2 separate regions of the Homo sapiens genome follow, and region 2 is linked to region 1. Evidence: chromatin loops called from intact Hi-C (ENCODE). Cell type or tissue: mammary epithelial cell. All regions are shown on one strand.

Region 1 (8,000 bases):
TGGCTTTATTGTGCCTCACAGATATTGTGAATTTTACAAATTGAACGTTTGTGGTACCCCTGTGTCGGGCTAGTCTATTGGTGCCATTTTTTTTTCAAACAGAGTGTGCTTACTTCGTGTTTCTGTGTCACATTTTGGTAATCCTCACAGTATTTAAATTTTTTTCATTAATATTAAAAGTAATGGCCAAAACAACAATTACTTTTGCACCAACCTAATATGATTATCTGTTCTGGTGATCTGTGATCATAGATCTTTGATGTTTCTATTGTAATTGTTTTGGAGCACCCATGAAAGATGGTGAACTTAATGGATAAATGTGTGTGTTCTTTTCCTTTTCTTTTTTTTTTTTGAGACAGAATCTCTCTCCGTAGCGAAGTACAATGGCATGATCTCAGCTTACTGCAACCTCCACCTCCCAAGTTCAAGCAATTCTCCTGCCTCAGCCCCCTGAGTAGCTGGGATTACAGGCACGTACCACCACACCCAGCTAATTTATGTATTTTTAGTAGAGGTGGGGTTTTGCCATATTGGCCAGGTTGGTCTCGAACTCCTGGCCTCAAGTGATCCACCTGCCTCCCAAAGTGCTGGGATTACAGGCATGAGCCACTGCACTCAGCCCTGCTGTCAGAGGCCTTTGTACCAGAGCAACTCCATCTCGAATAGGGGCTGGTTAACCTGAGGCTGAAACCTGCTGGGCTACATTTCCAGTAAGTTAAGGTATTCTTAGTCACAGAATGAGATAGGAGGTCGCTGTAAAGACTTTGCTGATCAAACAGGTTGCAGTAAGGAAGCCAACCAAAACCCACCAAAACCAAGATGGCAACGAGAGTGATCTCCAGTCGTCCTCACTGCTACACTCCCACCAGTGCCATGACAGTTTACAAATGCTGTGGCAACATCAGGAAGTTACCCTATATAGTCTCAAAGGGGAGGCATAAATAATCCACCCGTTGTTTAGCATATATCATCAAGAAATAACCATAAAAAATGGGCAACAAGCAACCCTTGGGGCTGCTCTGTCTTTGGAGTAGCCATTCTTTTATTTCTTTACTTTCTTAAACTTGCTTTCACTTTATGGACTTGCCCTGATTTCTTTCTTGCGTGAGATCCAAGAACCCTCTCTTGGGATCTGAATCGTGATCCCTTTCCAGTAACACTAAGAGGGTTTTGAGTGGAAGATTGAAATGACCTGACCTTTTTTTTTTTTTTTAAAGAATCACTCTGGCTTTTCTGTTGAGAAGAGACCAAAGGAAGCAAGGAGGGATAAGGAGGTTAGTTCAAAGACCTTTGCAATGAAAGAGTTAAGGACGTGCCACCCCCAAATATGCCAGTTTGGCATACTGATTATTTCAAGCTGAAGGTACTTGAGAGACTGTCATTGCAGGAAGAGCTAGCTCACTGTTTCACAGTGGACAGGGTCTATGCAAACCTGCGGCCAAGGAAGCTGAGAGGTGGAAGAAAGAGGCTGACACATCCAGTTTCTTAGGAAGAAACGTTTACTAGGGACTTAGAACAGAAGCCATGTCTGTATCTCAGGAAGCAGTGAGACAAGATGGTGGATCCCCGCACCATTACCCCTCAAACCCAGGGCTTATATACCCCAGGAGAGGAGTGATTCAGAAGGGACGTGGAGAACAACTTAAGTATGATAACATCAAGGCCACTTGACCTAAGGGCAGGATTTACAGTCAGTACGTGCTCTTACACAAGGAACAATAGATAAACTGGAAGTCTTACAAGACTTCCTGGAACTGGCGTTAATCAGAAACCAGCATGGATTAGCATCCAGGATGGAGTTGCTTTGCCCTCCCCACTGACGTGTCCATTCCTACCTTTAGGAAGCCATAAAAATTCCTTTGAGAAAGATGCCTTCCCTTTTTTTTTTTTTCTTTTTTGAGACGGAGTCTTGCTCTGTCGTCCAGGCTGGAGTGCAGTGGCGCAATCTCGGCTCACTGCAACCTCCACCTCCCGGGTTGCAGTGAGGCAACCCGGGTTCAAGCAATTCTCTAGCCTCAGCCTCCCGAATAGCAGGGATTACAGGTGCGTGCCACCACGCATGGCTAATTTTTGTATTTTTAGTAGAGACGGGGTTTTACCACGTTGGCCAGGCTGGTCTGGAACTCCTGACCTCAGGTGTGATCTAGCCGCCTCCGCCTCCCAAAGTGCTGAGATTACAGACATGGGCCACCGCGCCCGGCCGATGCCTTCCTTTAGTAGAAAGAGAAAATAACCCTTATCTCCAGAGACTGGGAATTGATGCTACAATGGACCTATACAGATAAACTTACTAAACGAACACTTACCTTTCACTAGCTTTGCACTTCACTGATACAGGAGTTTAGAAGAAATCACTTAGGCAGATAGTAGGAGTATGGGAATCCTCAGTAAGGCTTTTCTTTTTCATGAAAAGCAGCCCCAAATCATTTTCTAACAAAGAGCATTCTGTAAAGCCGAGCTGCAGACACAGACAAGCAAGCTGGGAGCTTGCACGAGTGAACGCAGGGAGGAACTTCGGAGTACACATGTTCAAATTGGAGGCTCCATCTTCCCTTCCCTTTGTCAGCCACGTGTACTGTAAGGAGCAGACAAGATGGTGTTGATCAACTAGAAAGTCTATTTCCATAATAAGATTAGGGTGGGGTAACCAGGCTTCCCCTGCGCACAGTGTAAACGTCATACCTGATCAAACCAATCTATGAGCCCTATGTAAATCAGACACCGTCTCCTCAGACCTGACTATAAACTTCGGCGCATCCACTGCCGGCTGGTCCTTTCCACTCGCAGATCCATTTCTCTATAGAGAAAGCTGTTTCTCTTTCCCTTCTCTTCTGCCTATTAAACCTCTGCTCCTACACTCCTTGTGTGTGTCAGTGTCCTAAATTTTCCTGGCGCCTGACGACAAACCCCGGGTTTATACCGCAGACAGTGGTATGGTCCCTTCATCACCATATATCTCCTAGTGATTCCCCCGCAATTTACTGCCCCTAGTCCAAATCCCTTTGTCTTATCATTTCTTCATAAATTTATCATTTCTTTGTCCAAAAGGTATAAAAGCTTTCTGTTCTGGCCATTTTCTTCAGGTCGTCGCCCCTTTCATCTTGTGAGAGTCTTCATGTGCAAGTAAAAATTAGTAACACTTGTATGCTTTTCTGTTAATCTGGTTTATGTCCATTTAATTCTTAGACTTAGCTTTAGACGATCCCAAGGGAGTAGAGGAGAATTTATCCTCCCATCAGCAATAATCCAGGCTAGAGATGATGGTGATTTATATTAGAGGAAAGCAATGCAGGTGGTGAAAAGTGGTCAGATTCTGCATAGACAGTGTTTTGGATTTGCTAGTGGGTTAGTTGTGGAGTGTGCACGTGTGTGTGAGAGAAAGATTGAGAGAGAATGTGTTATAGATTATACCAAATCTTTCTTAAGCTTTAAGCCTGAACTATTTATGACCAATGATAAGTATTTCCATCATATCTTACAACTAAAGAAATGTGCCAGGCCGGTCGCGGTGGCTCATGCCTGTAATCCCAGCACTTTGGGAGGCCGAGGCCGGCGGATTGCCTGAGCTCAGGAGTTCGGAACCAGCCTGGGCAACACGGTGAAATCTCGTCTGTACTAAAATACAAAAAATCAGCCGGCCTTGGCGGCATGCGCCTGTAGTCCCAGCTACTCAGGAGCCTGAGGCAGGAGAATCGCTTGAACCCAGGAGGCAGAGGTTGCAGTGAGCTGAGATCGTGCCACTGCACTCCAGCCTGGGCTATGCAGCGAGACTCCGTCTCAAAAAAAAAAAAAAAAAAGGTACCAGTGTGTAGTAACATTGTGGGTGAGAATCTTTGCTCTTTATACATAACTGTTTAAGTTTCAGTTTTGTTTTTGCTTTTACTGTTTTAGCTGAAGCACACTTGGCCGATGTTAAGCTAAATTATCAGTAGATGGCACCACAGTCTTAGTTAGCTGAAGATTTCTGGGTTTTGCAGGGAGTGAGGATTCTAGTGTCAGTTGTCGGATGTTTAGGTGTGACTCAGTGACCTATGCTTAAAAGTTTGCCCGGTTACTAACTGAGGGAGCAACAAGTACAAACTGCAGATAGGGAATTGAAAAAAGGAAACACACAAATTTACACAGACACGGTGCCCATAGATTTGTTGCAAGGGCAGTTTGGTAGAGAGAAGCTAGAAGGAAGCTGAAGCTCCAGAAAACCCAAAACTACAAACTTCCTTCAAAAGTCTAGGGAGAGGCCGGGTGCGGTGGCTCAGGCCTGTAATCCCAGCACTTTGGGAGGCCGAAGTGGGTGGATCACTTGAGGCCAGAAGTTTGAGACCAGCCTGGCCAACATGGCGAAACCTGTCTCTACTGAAAATACAAAAAATTAGCTGGGTGTGGTGGCGGGTGCCTGTAATCCCAGCTATTGGGGAGGCTGAGGTGGGAGAATCACTTGAACCTGGGAGGCAGAGGTTGCAGTGAGCTGAGATAGCGCTACTGCACTCCATCCTGGGTGACAGAGTGAAACTCTGTCTCAAAAAAAATAAAGAAGACAAATAATAGCAAGTGTTGGCTAGGATGTGGAGCAATTGGAGATCTCATACAATGATGGTGGAAATGTAAAATGACACAACTATTTTGTTTTATTTTATTTCTGAGACAGAGCCTCACCCTGTCGTCCAGGCTGGAGTGTGGTTGCACGATCTCAGCTCACTGCAACCTCCACCTCCCGGGTTCAAGTGATTCTTCTGTCTCAGCCTCCTGAGTAACTGGGATTACAGGCACACGCCACCATGTCCGACTAATTTTTGTATTTTTAGTAGAGACACGGTTTCACCATGTTGGCCAGGCTGTTCTTGAACTCCTGACCTCAGGTGATCCTCCCACCTTGGCCTCCCAAAGTGCTGGGATTACAGGCATGAGCCATGGTGCCCAGCAGGCACAACCATTTTAGAAAAAGTTTGCAGTTAATCATACACCTACCATATGATCTAGCCATTGCACTCCTAGGTATTTATGCAAAGGAAAGAAAGCCTAAGTCTGTACAAAGACTTGTACACAAATGTTCAAAACAGCTTTATTTGTAATAGTAAAAGAAAGAAAGAACTCAAATGTTCATCAACATGTAAATGGATAAACATGGGAGCTTATCTATATGTACAATGAAACACTACTTAGCAATATAAAGGAATGAATTATTGATGCAGGAAACATGGATGAATAAAAATAATTACTAATGAAAGAAATAAGACAAAAACCGTATAAACTCTATACAATTGCATGCATATGAAAATCTAGAAAAAGCAAAGTAATCTGTAGCGACAGAAAGCCAAGAATGGTTGTGGTAGAAGGGAGAAGGACTGGACGGGTGCCGTGGCTCATGCCTGTAAACCCAGCACTTCGGGAGGCTGAGGTGGGCAGATCACTTGAGGTCAGGAATTAGAGACCAGCCTGGCTAACATGGTGAAACGCTGTCTCTACTAAAAATATAAAAATTAGCCAGGTGTGGTGGTTCACGCCTGTAATCCCAGGTACTCGGGAGGCTGAGGCATGAGAATTGCTTGAACCCGGGAGGAGAAGGTTGCAGTGAGCCAAGATCGCGCCACTGCACTCCAGCCTGGGCGACAGAGTGAGACTCTGTCTCATGAAACAAACAAACAAACAAAAAAACAGAACAAAAAGATAAAAAAAAAAAAGTAGGGGAAGAACTGGAGGGAGGAATTACACAGGAGCACTGAATATATTCACTATCTTGATTTTGGTGATGGTTTCATGAGTATATACTGTAAAGGAACATAAAAACTCTCAAAACCCCCAAACTCATTATGCCAAAGGGAAAATTAAGCCTGCTTACTTCACAACCTTGTGTCAAAGCGCTATACATTAGCCAGATCCCTACAAAAGGAAAAGGTCTCAGGCATTTCCAGATAACTGCCCTCACAAATCGCGCCTAAGAAAATTCTTTCCTGGCTCCTAAACCTTTCAAGGTGTATAATAAATCCTCCCATAAACAAGGACATGTCAACTGTCACTTTAAGTCTGTGACTTAAGTCTAACTCCTTGTCCAGGAACCTAAAGTCTGGTAAATTTCACACCGACTGTGTCAATTATAAGCCTTATCTTCCCAAGTGCAAAAACAAAGATGACATCCATTATTCTTCTACCTATCCTGAGAAGTCTGAATAATGAATTCTTCCTTTACTCCCTATTTTCGAATGTTTGCCTTATCTCATGTATAGCATAGATGTACTGGGCACTAATTAAAATCTCACAAGAATGTCATCATTTGCTTCACGCCTATCTCCCTTTTCCTGCATGTCTTTTCTCTTAAAGCAATGTGTAAATACCGAGTCTCCTGAAGCCTTTCCCAAGGAGCACGGGCCACAGACTCATGTTTCTGTGACTCAGGGTTTTCCTGGGCACACCTTTAAGCTCTGGCTCAATAAACCTGGATTGATTGAGATTCTTGCCTCAGTCTCTCATTTGGGTTGACAATACATATGTCAGGACATTAGACTGTACTCTGTAAACATGCAAAGTTGCCAATGTGAAGTCAAATATACCTCAATAAAGCTGTTAAAAGTAAATTTTTTAAATGAGATACTGATATGTAATGTTTGTTATTTTACTCATGTATTTATTTGCCTTTTCTTTCATTTAACAGAGTTTATTGAGTGTCTGTGCCAGAGGCTAAAAGAGGTATGACATGGTCTGCTTTCAAGTCTAGGCAGTGACGGTTCTGCTTGATATGCTTGTTGTACATGCCCATAGGAAGCTAAGAAAATAGGAAGATTAGCGTGTAGGCTGGCATGTTGGGGAAGGCTTTTCAGAGGACCTTAACGTTGAACTGAGTTCTGAAGGACGAGTAGGTGGTTTGGACAGTGAGGAGCGGTTAGCAGTGGCAGCTTTCTGTCTTCAACAAGGCCTAGGGATGAGAGAACAAGGCGCTGTGGGAGGAAAACAAATTGCAGCAGAGAGGGGAGAAGAGGAGTGTTTTGAAAAGAGGCAGGATAGGTTAAGTCGGGACTGATCAGCATGGGCCAGGAAAGCTGTGGTCAGGAATCCGGCTGTACCATTGAAGGTCTGGGGAGCTAGAGCAGGTTTTAAGCAAGGGAGAACACAGATAGCCTGCTGATGAACAGCACAGGCCAATCGAGTGGAGCAAGAGAAACCATCTTGCCCTTAGATTGGCTAGCATTACGGTTAAACGAGTGTATTTAATTAGTCTCCAAGTCCTGCTAATAGCTCATCCTTAATCATTTTCAAATGTTCCAATTCTTTCCATCCCTATCGCAGTTACCTTAGTTCTGTCTCCATTATTGTTTGCTTGGATTACCATAATATCCTCCAATGGCGGTTTCCTTGTCTTCAGTCTTGCCCCGCCTTTAACTCTTTGCTACCTGCAGCATAAAACATTTTTCTAAAATTCAAGTTTGATCCTCTCACCTTTAACTGAAAACCTGATCTGCTGCTCATCAACACTATCTCTGTGTTTCTAATAATGATCATCACTGTAATAGCATACTTAGCAAGCATTTACTACATGCCAGGAACTGGGCTAAACAAGATGTGCTTTTATCTTATTAAATCTTCCTAAAACATTATTACTATCATCACTATTTTACAGATGAAGAAACTGATTATTAAGAAGGTTTAGCAATGTGTCCAAGATCATACAGTTAATAAGTGTAATTGAATAACTTGTTGAAAAACCAAAAAACCCTTAAAGACAAAGTTGTGTAGGGAATAGAATTTTTTACTTGCACCTGCAAGAGGGACCGATTATTAGAGAACTGGCTTTGTAAACAAAAATGTAGGGCAGGTATTTAAAGTAAAAAAATCACAAGGATAGACAACAGCTCAAATTGTTATCAGTTCACAAGTCTGCTTGGATGTATGTGGGTCAATTTTGTTAAAATCTAGACGGTCCTTTCTATTAAGACATTACAATGCATCAACACCAAACAACAGAAAAGAAAATCCATATATCCCTGTTTTTCATGCTTTGTCTGGGACTA
Region 2 (8,000 bases), 1.0 Mb after region 1:
TTGTGCCTCAGCCTCCCAAGTAGTTGGGACTACAGGCGTGAGCCACCACGTCCAGCTAATTTTTGTGTTTTTAGTAGGGACATGGTTTCACCATCTTGGCCAGATTGTTCTGGAACTCCTGGCCTCAAGTGATCCGCCCACCTCAGCCTCCCAAAGTGCTGGGATTACATGCTGAGCCACCGCGCCTGGCCCATAAAATTCTTATTAATTACAAAAATAAAAATAGTAACTTTGCAGTAGAAAAACTTGGTGGACAGCATCTTAACCAAGTTAACATTACCAGTGAGGACAAACTGGTCTCATGTATCTCTTGATATGAAGCACTGAGAGGACACATCACATCTGTTGTTTTCCTGCTAAAAGTGAAATCTATCTGAGTATTTGGGGTTACATGACAAACTAAATACATTTTTAAAAGTGTAATCTAATCATGAGGAAATAACAGACAAACCCAAACTCAGGAACATTCTATAGAATACCTGGCCTATATTTGGCAGGGCACGGTGGCTTACACCTGTAATCCCAGTACTTCGGAAGGCCGAGGCAGGCGGATCAGGAGGTCAGGAGATCAAGATTATCCTGGCTAACACGGTGAAACCCTGTTTCTACTAAAAATACAAAAAATTAGCCGGGCTTGGTGGCGGGCGCCTGTAGTCCCAGCTACTCGGGAAGCTGAGGCAGAATGACATGAACCTGGGAGGCAGAGCTGGCAATGAGCCAAGATTGCACCACTGCACTCCAGCCTGGGCGACAGAGCGAGACTCTGTCTCAAAAAAAAAAAAAAAAAAAATTACCTGGCCTGTATTCTTCAAAAATGTTAAATTCAGCTGGGCGCAGTGGCTCACGCCTGTAATCCCAGCACTTTGAGAGGCCAAGACGGGTGGATCACAAGGTCAGGAGTTCGAGACCAGCCTGGCCAATATGGTGAAAGCCCATCTCCTCTAAAAATACAAAAATTAGCTGGGCTTGGTGGCGGGCACCTGTAGTCCCAACTACTCGGGAGCTGAGGCATGAAAATCACTTGGGAAGCGGAGGTTGCAGTGAGCCAAGATCATGCCATTGCACTCCAGCCTGGGTGACAGAGTGAGACTCCGTCTCAAAAAAAAAAAAAAAGTTAAGCTCATGAAAGACAAAGACAGACTAAAGAACTGTTCCAGGTTAAAGGATAGAAACACATGATAAGTAAATGCAATGTGCGCTGGACTTAGGCCACAATTTATTCTTTCTTTTTTTTGGCTATAAAGGATATTATTGAGATAACCGTTAAATGAATAACATCTGTAGATTAGATCATCATACTGTAGCTGCTAATTTTTCTGTTTTGACCATTGCACTGTGGTTATGTAAGAAAATATCCATGTCCTTGAAAATATACACTGAAGTATTTGAGGAAAAAGACACATCGTGTCTGTAACTTATACTCAAATGGTTCAGAGATGAGAGAGAGGGAGAAAGAATGATAGAGCAGAAGCAATGTGATAAAAATGTTAAAAGAATCTAGGTGAAGGGTAAACTAGAGTTCTTTTAAAATACTTATGACTTTTCTGTAAGTCTGAATATATTTCAAATAAATTGAAGTTTTGGAAGAAATGTAAATTAAAATGAGATATTACTACACACCTGTTAGAATGGTCAACATCGAGACACTGACCACAAATGCTGACAAGGATGTGGAGCAACTGGAACTCTCGCTCATGGTAGGTGGGAAGGCAAAAGGGTACAGCCACTTTATAGTTTGACAGTTTTTCTTGCAAAACTAAACTTATACGAACCAGCAGCACACTCCTTGGTATTTACCTAAATGAGTTGAAAACTTATGTCCACACACAAACCTGCTACAGAGCAGCTTTATTCACAATTGCCAACACTTGGAAACAACCAAGACGTCCTTCAGTAGGTGAACAGATCGACAAATGTGACAATGGAGTATTATGCAGCACTAAAAAGAAATTAGCTATCAGGCTATGAAAAGACATAGAGGGACCTTAAGGGCATTCACCAAATGAAAGAAGTCAACTAAAAAGGCTACATATTGGCTGGGTGCAGTGGCTCTTATGCCTGTAATCCAAGCACTTTCGGAGGCAGAGGCAGGCAGATCACTTGAGGCCAGGAGTTCGAGACCAACCTGGCCAACATGGTGAAACCCCATCTCTACTACAAACACAAAAATTAGCTGGGTGTGGTGACACGTGCCTGTAGTCCCAGCTACTTGGGAGGCTGAGGCATGAGAATCGCCTGAACTCAGGAGGTGGAGGTTGCATTGAGCCAAGATCGTGCCATTGCACTCCAGCCTGGGGACACAGCAAGACTCCATCTCAAAAAGAAAAAAATATATATATATGGAGACATATTTTGAGATTATGTAGATATCCTAGTCAAGAATTTTTTACCCATCAATGTCCATTGATGATTCTGAATGATTCCTTTGTTTTGTCAATTGCTGATGTTTTCATTTCATCATTTCTTCTACACTTATTTGTTGGCATCCTACTATAAGCATTTTTTCTTATCATTTATTTATTTATTCATTCATTCATTCATTCATTCATTCATATGTTTGGATTCCTGTGTTCCTATTTTATTCAATGGATTGTATAATCCGTTGCCATTATTTTAAATTTTATGTTAATTTTTATGTTTAACTGTCCCAGATTTTGCCAGTGGGAGACCCTTCGAGCTGCCTCCTGGTTCTTCTGACATGTCACTTGAGCCTAAGAGTTTGAGACCAGTCTGAGCAACATAGTGATACCCCATCTCTAAAAACAAAAACAAAACTACATATCATATGATTCCAACTATGTATATGACATTCTGAAAAAGGTAAAACTTTGACACATTAAAAAGATCAGTGGTGGCTCACGCTTGTAATTCCAGCACATTGGGAGGCCAAGGTGGGCAGATCACTTGAACCCAGGAGTTTGAGACCAGTCTGGGCAACATAGTGAGATCCTGTCTCTACAAAAGATACAAAATTAGCCAGGCATGGTGGCAGGTAGTCCTAGCTACTCAGGATGCTGAGGTACGGGAATCACTTGAACCCTGGAGGCGGAGGTTTCAGTGAGAGGAGATCACACCACTGCACTCCATCCTGGGTGACAGAATGAGACTCTGTCTCAAAAAAAAGAAAAAAAGAAAAGAAAAAACAAAACAAAACAAAACCCATGTATGAGATTAGAGCCCCAAGTCCAGAGAGGAGCAGTTTCTCAAACTCTTGCTTCAAACAGCCAAAGTAAAGATTAATGTCTATTAAATTAAAAAAAAAAAAAAAAAAAAGCCGGGCATGGTGGCTCATGCCTGTAATCCTAGCACTTTGGGAGGCCGAGGCGGGAGGATCACAAGGTCAGGAGTTCAAGACCAGCCTGGCCAACATGGTGAAACCCATCTCTACTGAAAATACAAAAATTAGCCAGGCATGGTGGCGGGCACCTGTAATCCCAGCTACTCGGGAGGCTGAGGCAGGAGAATCGCTTGAACCCGGGAGGCCAAGGCTTCAGTGAGCTGAGATCACTCCACTGCACTCCAGCCTGGGCAACAGAGCAAGACTCTGTCTCAAAATAAAATAAAATAAAAGCCTAGCTGTTTTTTTTCTTAATTTTTCTTCTCTGTCTTTTCCATTTTTTCCATCTAAAAATTTAAAGTTTAAGAAGAAATACATTGTTATTAAGGAACCACCAATATCCACTTTATCCATCTAACAAAATGATAGCACCAGCCCACTAGTAGCAGTTGGCCACCTAGGATAGTTTGCCAGTAGTGGTAACCAAGGGCCAGGTCCACCCTTCCTCTCAGCTTTGGTGTATTATCTGGCAGTGGAGCTGGGCTCCACACAGAAGAGAGATCCCCAGCTCCCACACTTCGCATTACTATTTGTTACCTGAGCCCCAGTTATACTGTGTGTGTTGCTTAGGTCTTTGGGCTCAACAGATTCCTTGGACAACATAACAACCAAACACAACACATAATTCCTTCAGCTTCTGCCAACAACTCACTGTTTATGGGGCTGTGATGTGGGCCATGGGGCCAGCCTGAGATCAGGAACAGATGGGACATGTAGGCTCCCAGGTAAAGTAATATCTAGGCACCCTTTAAAATCAATATTCTTGAAATAGTTGCTCAACATGAATTTATTTTATTGGGTTTTTTTATTTGTTTTTGAGACAGGGTCTCTGTCACCCAGTGGCACAAACGGCTCACTGCAGCCTCAACCTTCTGGGCTCAAGTGATCCTCCTACCTTGGCCTCCCAAAGTGCTGGGATTACAGGCATGAGCCACTGCACCTGGCCTCAACATGTATTTAGAGCACGGAGGGATGAACAAAATAGTCAGACTTCTGGGGGAGAGCTGGCAATCTTTCCATTGTATCTGCGCTCTTCAGTTTTGGGGAGAGAGTTGTGTATATTTACTACTCATCAAGTAAAAGGACGTGGAATCAGCTGGAACAGGTTTCACTGGAAAGCTGTTTAGGGATCATTTATTGTTGCTCAAGAGTGCCCTCTAAGGGTTTCAAACTATGATAAGTGACTAACCACATTCTGTGCTCTGCAGGAGTTCCGGCAAACACAACTTTCTCCATATCACTATGGTTTCAGAGATGCCTAAGTGCTCATTGATACTTTAGCATCCCTTACAGGATGGCAACACCGGCAGCTCCCCGGCCAGCCCCCCTTATCCTGCTCTGCTGGGAAGAACAGTCTACAATGCGGCCGCCCCATGGTCAAGTTGCCCTTGCTCCTTGATTCTGTTATTCTCCTTTTCTTAAAAAAAAAAAAAAAAAAAAAAAAAAATCAAAGCAAATTTCTCCAACCTTATCCACAATAGAACTCACGACCGAATCCAAGGGATAGACTACTGTCACAGCTCAATCTTGACCTGGGATCCCCCATATATAGGTGTTATATAGGTGTCTCTCTCTCTCTCTTTTTTTTTTTTTTTTTTTTTTTTGAGACAGAGTCTCGCTCTGTAGCCCAGGCTGGAGTGCAGTGGCGCGATCTCGGCCCACTGTAAGCTCCGCCTCCCGGGTTCAAGCGATTCTCCTGCCTCAGCCTCCCTAGTAGCTGGGACTACAGGCGCCCTCCACCACGCCTCGCTAATTTTTGTATTTTTAGTAGAGACGGGGTTTCACCGTTTTAGCCAGGACGGTCTCGATCTGATCTCGTGATCTGCCCGCCTCGGCCTCCCAAAGTGCTGGGATTACAGGCGTGAGCCACCGCGCCCGGCTAGGTGTCTCTTTATAAAATAGAGATCTGGCCGGGCGCGGTGGCTCACGCCTGTAATCTCAGCACTTTGGGAGGCCTAAGGCAGGTCAGGAGGTCAGGAGTTCAAGACCAGCCTGGCCAAGATGGTGAAACCCCGTCTCTACTAAAAATACAAAAAATTAGCCGGGCATGGTGGCGGGCGCCTGTAATCCCAGCTACTCGGGAGGCTGAGGCAGAGAACTGCTTAAACCTGAAGGGGCGGAGGTGGCAGTGAGCCGAGATCGCGCCATTGTACTCCCGACTGGACGACAAAGCAAGACTCCGTCTCAAAAAAATAAAATAAAATAGAGATCCGGGCCGGGCGCCATAGCTCACGCCTGTAATCCCAGCAGTTTGGGACGCCAAGGCGGGTGCATCACCTGAGGTCAGGAGTTCAAGACCAGCCTGGCCAACAAGGTGAAACCCTGTCTCTACTAAAAATATAAAAATTAGCCAGGCATGGTGGTGGGCACCTGTAATCCCAGCTACTCCAGAGGCTGAGGCACAAGAATCACTTGAACCCGGGAGGCAGAGGCTGCAGTGAACGGAGATTGTGCCACTGCCCTGCCTGGGCAACAAAGAGAGACTCCGTCTCAAAAAATAATAATAATAAAATAAAATAGAGATCCACTGTTTGTAGTCTGAGGTCCTATTAGTTTTATTTAAATTGTACCCTAAGCACTTCCCCTCCTTCCAAAACAGTTTTCACAGTAACAGCCAAAACCTGAGGGTTTAGTATCTGCTAGCCACTATTCTAGGAACTTTATAGAAATAATTTCATTCATATTCCATCACAGTTTTTCAGTGTAAGCATTGTAAATAATGCATCAAGAAACATCTTTGACTTGTTACTGAGAGTTCCATCTGTGATAAAGGGCAGATGTCATAGAAAACCCCTTTGGCAGGTGATTCAACTCGAAGGAGAGGGTGGGAGGAAGCAACATCTGAGAATCATGTGAGCTGTGTTTCGGAAATACACACATCTGTCCCACATCCTGCTGCCCTGTGGATTTGATATGCCTGAGGCTGCATGCTGGCAGGTGGGCTTGGGTGTATAATTTTCTCCCAAGTGATTCTCACTCATTCCATTTTTTTGCCTGTCCCTCATCCCCATTTTTAAAAATTATTTATTTATTTATTTATTTATTTATTTATTTATTTATTATTGAGATGAGTCTTGCTGTGTCACCAAGGCTGAGTGGCATGATCTCGGCTCACTGCAACCTCTGCCTCCCGGATTCAAGCAATTCTCCTGCCTCAGCCTCCCGAGTAGCTGCAACTACAGGGCTGTGCCACCATGCCCTGCTAATTTTTGTATTTTTAGTAGAGACAGGGTTTCGCCATGTTAGCTGGGCTGGTCTCGAACTACTGACCTCAGGTGATCCACCCACCTTGGCCTCCCAAAGTGCTGGGATTACAGGTGTGAGCCACCACACCCGGCCCCTGGTCCCCATTTTTATGAACCATTGTGATAAAGTTGAGGAAAGGCCATTAGTCTTAAGGGTTGCACTCAGGCGCAGTACCACAGCCCTGTGCAGCCAAGACTTCAGTGCTCTGCCTGCTCCCTGTGACAGCACACCCTCCTGCTGTCCACCCAGCTCCACAGGCTTCACTGAGAGGCTCTCAGGTAAGCCTCAGCCTGTTGTGGGCTGTCTAGACTGAAAGCAAAGATAGCTATCTGGCTGGAAAAGAGAAAGGAATTAAGAGATCCATAAAAAGGCTTTCTAAAACAGCCAAATGTTTATAAAGGAGAAAGGAAATTGGGAGCTGGCCAGGTCGTATTCCCGTTCTTTGCCTTCTCACACGACAGAGCAGTGTGGTTCCCAACCTGGTTTCCTACCTCCCCTTTCTTCCCCACCTGGGGACATGTGGCAAAGTCTGGAGACATTTTTGTTTGTCACAAACGGAGTGGTGATGGGGAGGTAGTGTTACTAGCATCTTGTGGGTAGAGGCCAGGGAAGCTGCTAAACATCCCAGGAGGCACAGTACAGCCCCCCAAACAATGATCTGGCCCAAAATGTCAATGGTGCCGAGGTTGGGAAGCCCCGCTCCAGAGCCTCCACTTCTCTGGCTACCCATTCCCCCACTCCCGCCACTCCTCAGACAGGGATGGAGGACAGCCAAGATTGTCAGCTGTGACTTTCTCTGCAACCCTGTCTTCTTTTCTCCTGTCCCCCTGTCCAGTGCTCTGCTTCCCTCAGGTCCAAGTGGAACGATGATGGCATCTGACCAGAAAGTTTCCTGGGCCCTGAGTAACTGCCTTAGATTCTTAGTATGTAGTGGGTGAATCTTTAGTAATAAGGTCCCTGGAGCAAAGTGATGCCTTATCTCTAGTATGAAATCTGGGAACTCACGGAGAGATAAAAATAGCCTCAATACCAGTGGACTGGGAACATGGTGCGTGATCTGCTGTTTGAAAATCCCTGTCCTTAAGTGGCCTTGCACCATGATTGCTAAACTTTTCCAGAGCCATCTCTATTTCTCTAGTGTAATTTAACATCTTTTTTGGCGGGGGCGGGGGTGAGTCAAGTTCATTCTTTTTTTTTTTTTTGAGACGGAGTCTCACTCTGTCACCCAGGCTGGAGTGCAGTGGCGCGATCTCGGCTCACTGCAACATCCGTCTCCCAGGTTCAAGCAATTCTCCAGCCTCAGCCTCCTGAGTAGCTGGGAATATAGGCACCCGCCACCGTGCCCGGCTAATTTTTGTATTTTTAGTAGAGACCGGGTTTTGCCACGCTGGCCAGGCTGGTCTCAAACTCCTGACCT

The links. Hi-C counts contacts between places; a loop is a spot of excess contacts. Peaks named below come from ENCODE experiments on the same cell type or tissue, not always from the same donor. Only the 100,000 strongest peaks of a DNase experiment are listed, where the experiment ranks them.
Region 2: it touches region 1 in a loop (10-fold over the local background); 3 of 110 quality-filtered maps call a loop at or near these places.

Annotation. Positions count from the first base shown.
Region 1 is chr12:31,649,430-31,657,429 of GRCh38, forward strand. LOC124902913 (a long non-coding RNA gene) reads right to left here and starts at 2,629. Exons shown (of 2, transcript XR_007063269.1): 1 at 2,307-2,629. It also overlaps a transcript of ETFBKMT not described here. RefSeq lists a silencer at 3,619-3,678 and an enhancer at 3,809-4,018. In mammary epithelial cell, a CTCF peak has its summit at 3,932 (motif pointing right); a DNase peak (open chromatin) is centred at 3,972; H3K4me3 peaks cover 343 bases; H3K27ac peaks cover 756 bases.
Region 2 is chr12:32,653,270-32,661,269 of GRCh38, forward strand. No RefSeq gene overlaps it. Among named protein-coding and RNA genes, the nearest start is that of DNM1L, 22 kb to the right of the region's middle. In mammary epithelial cell, a CTCF peak has its summit at 4,506; a DNase peak (open chromatin) is centred at 4,492.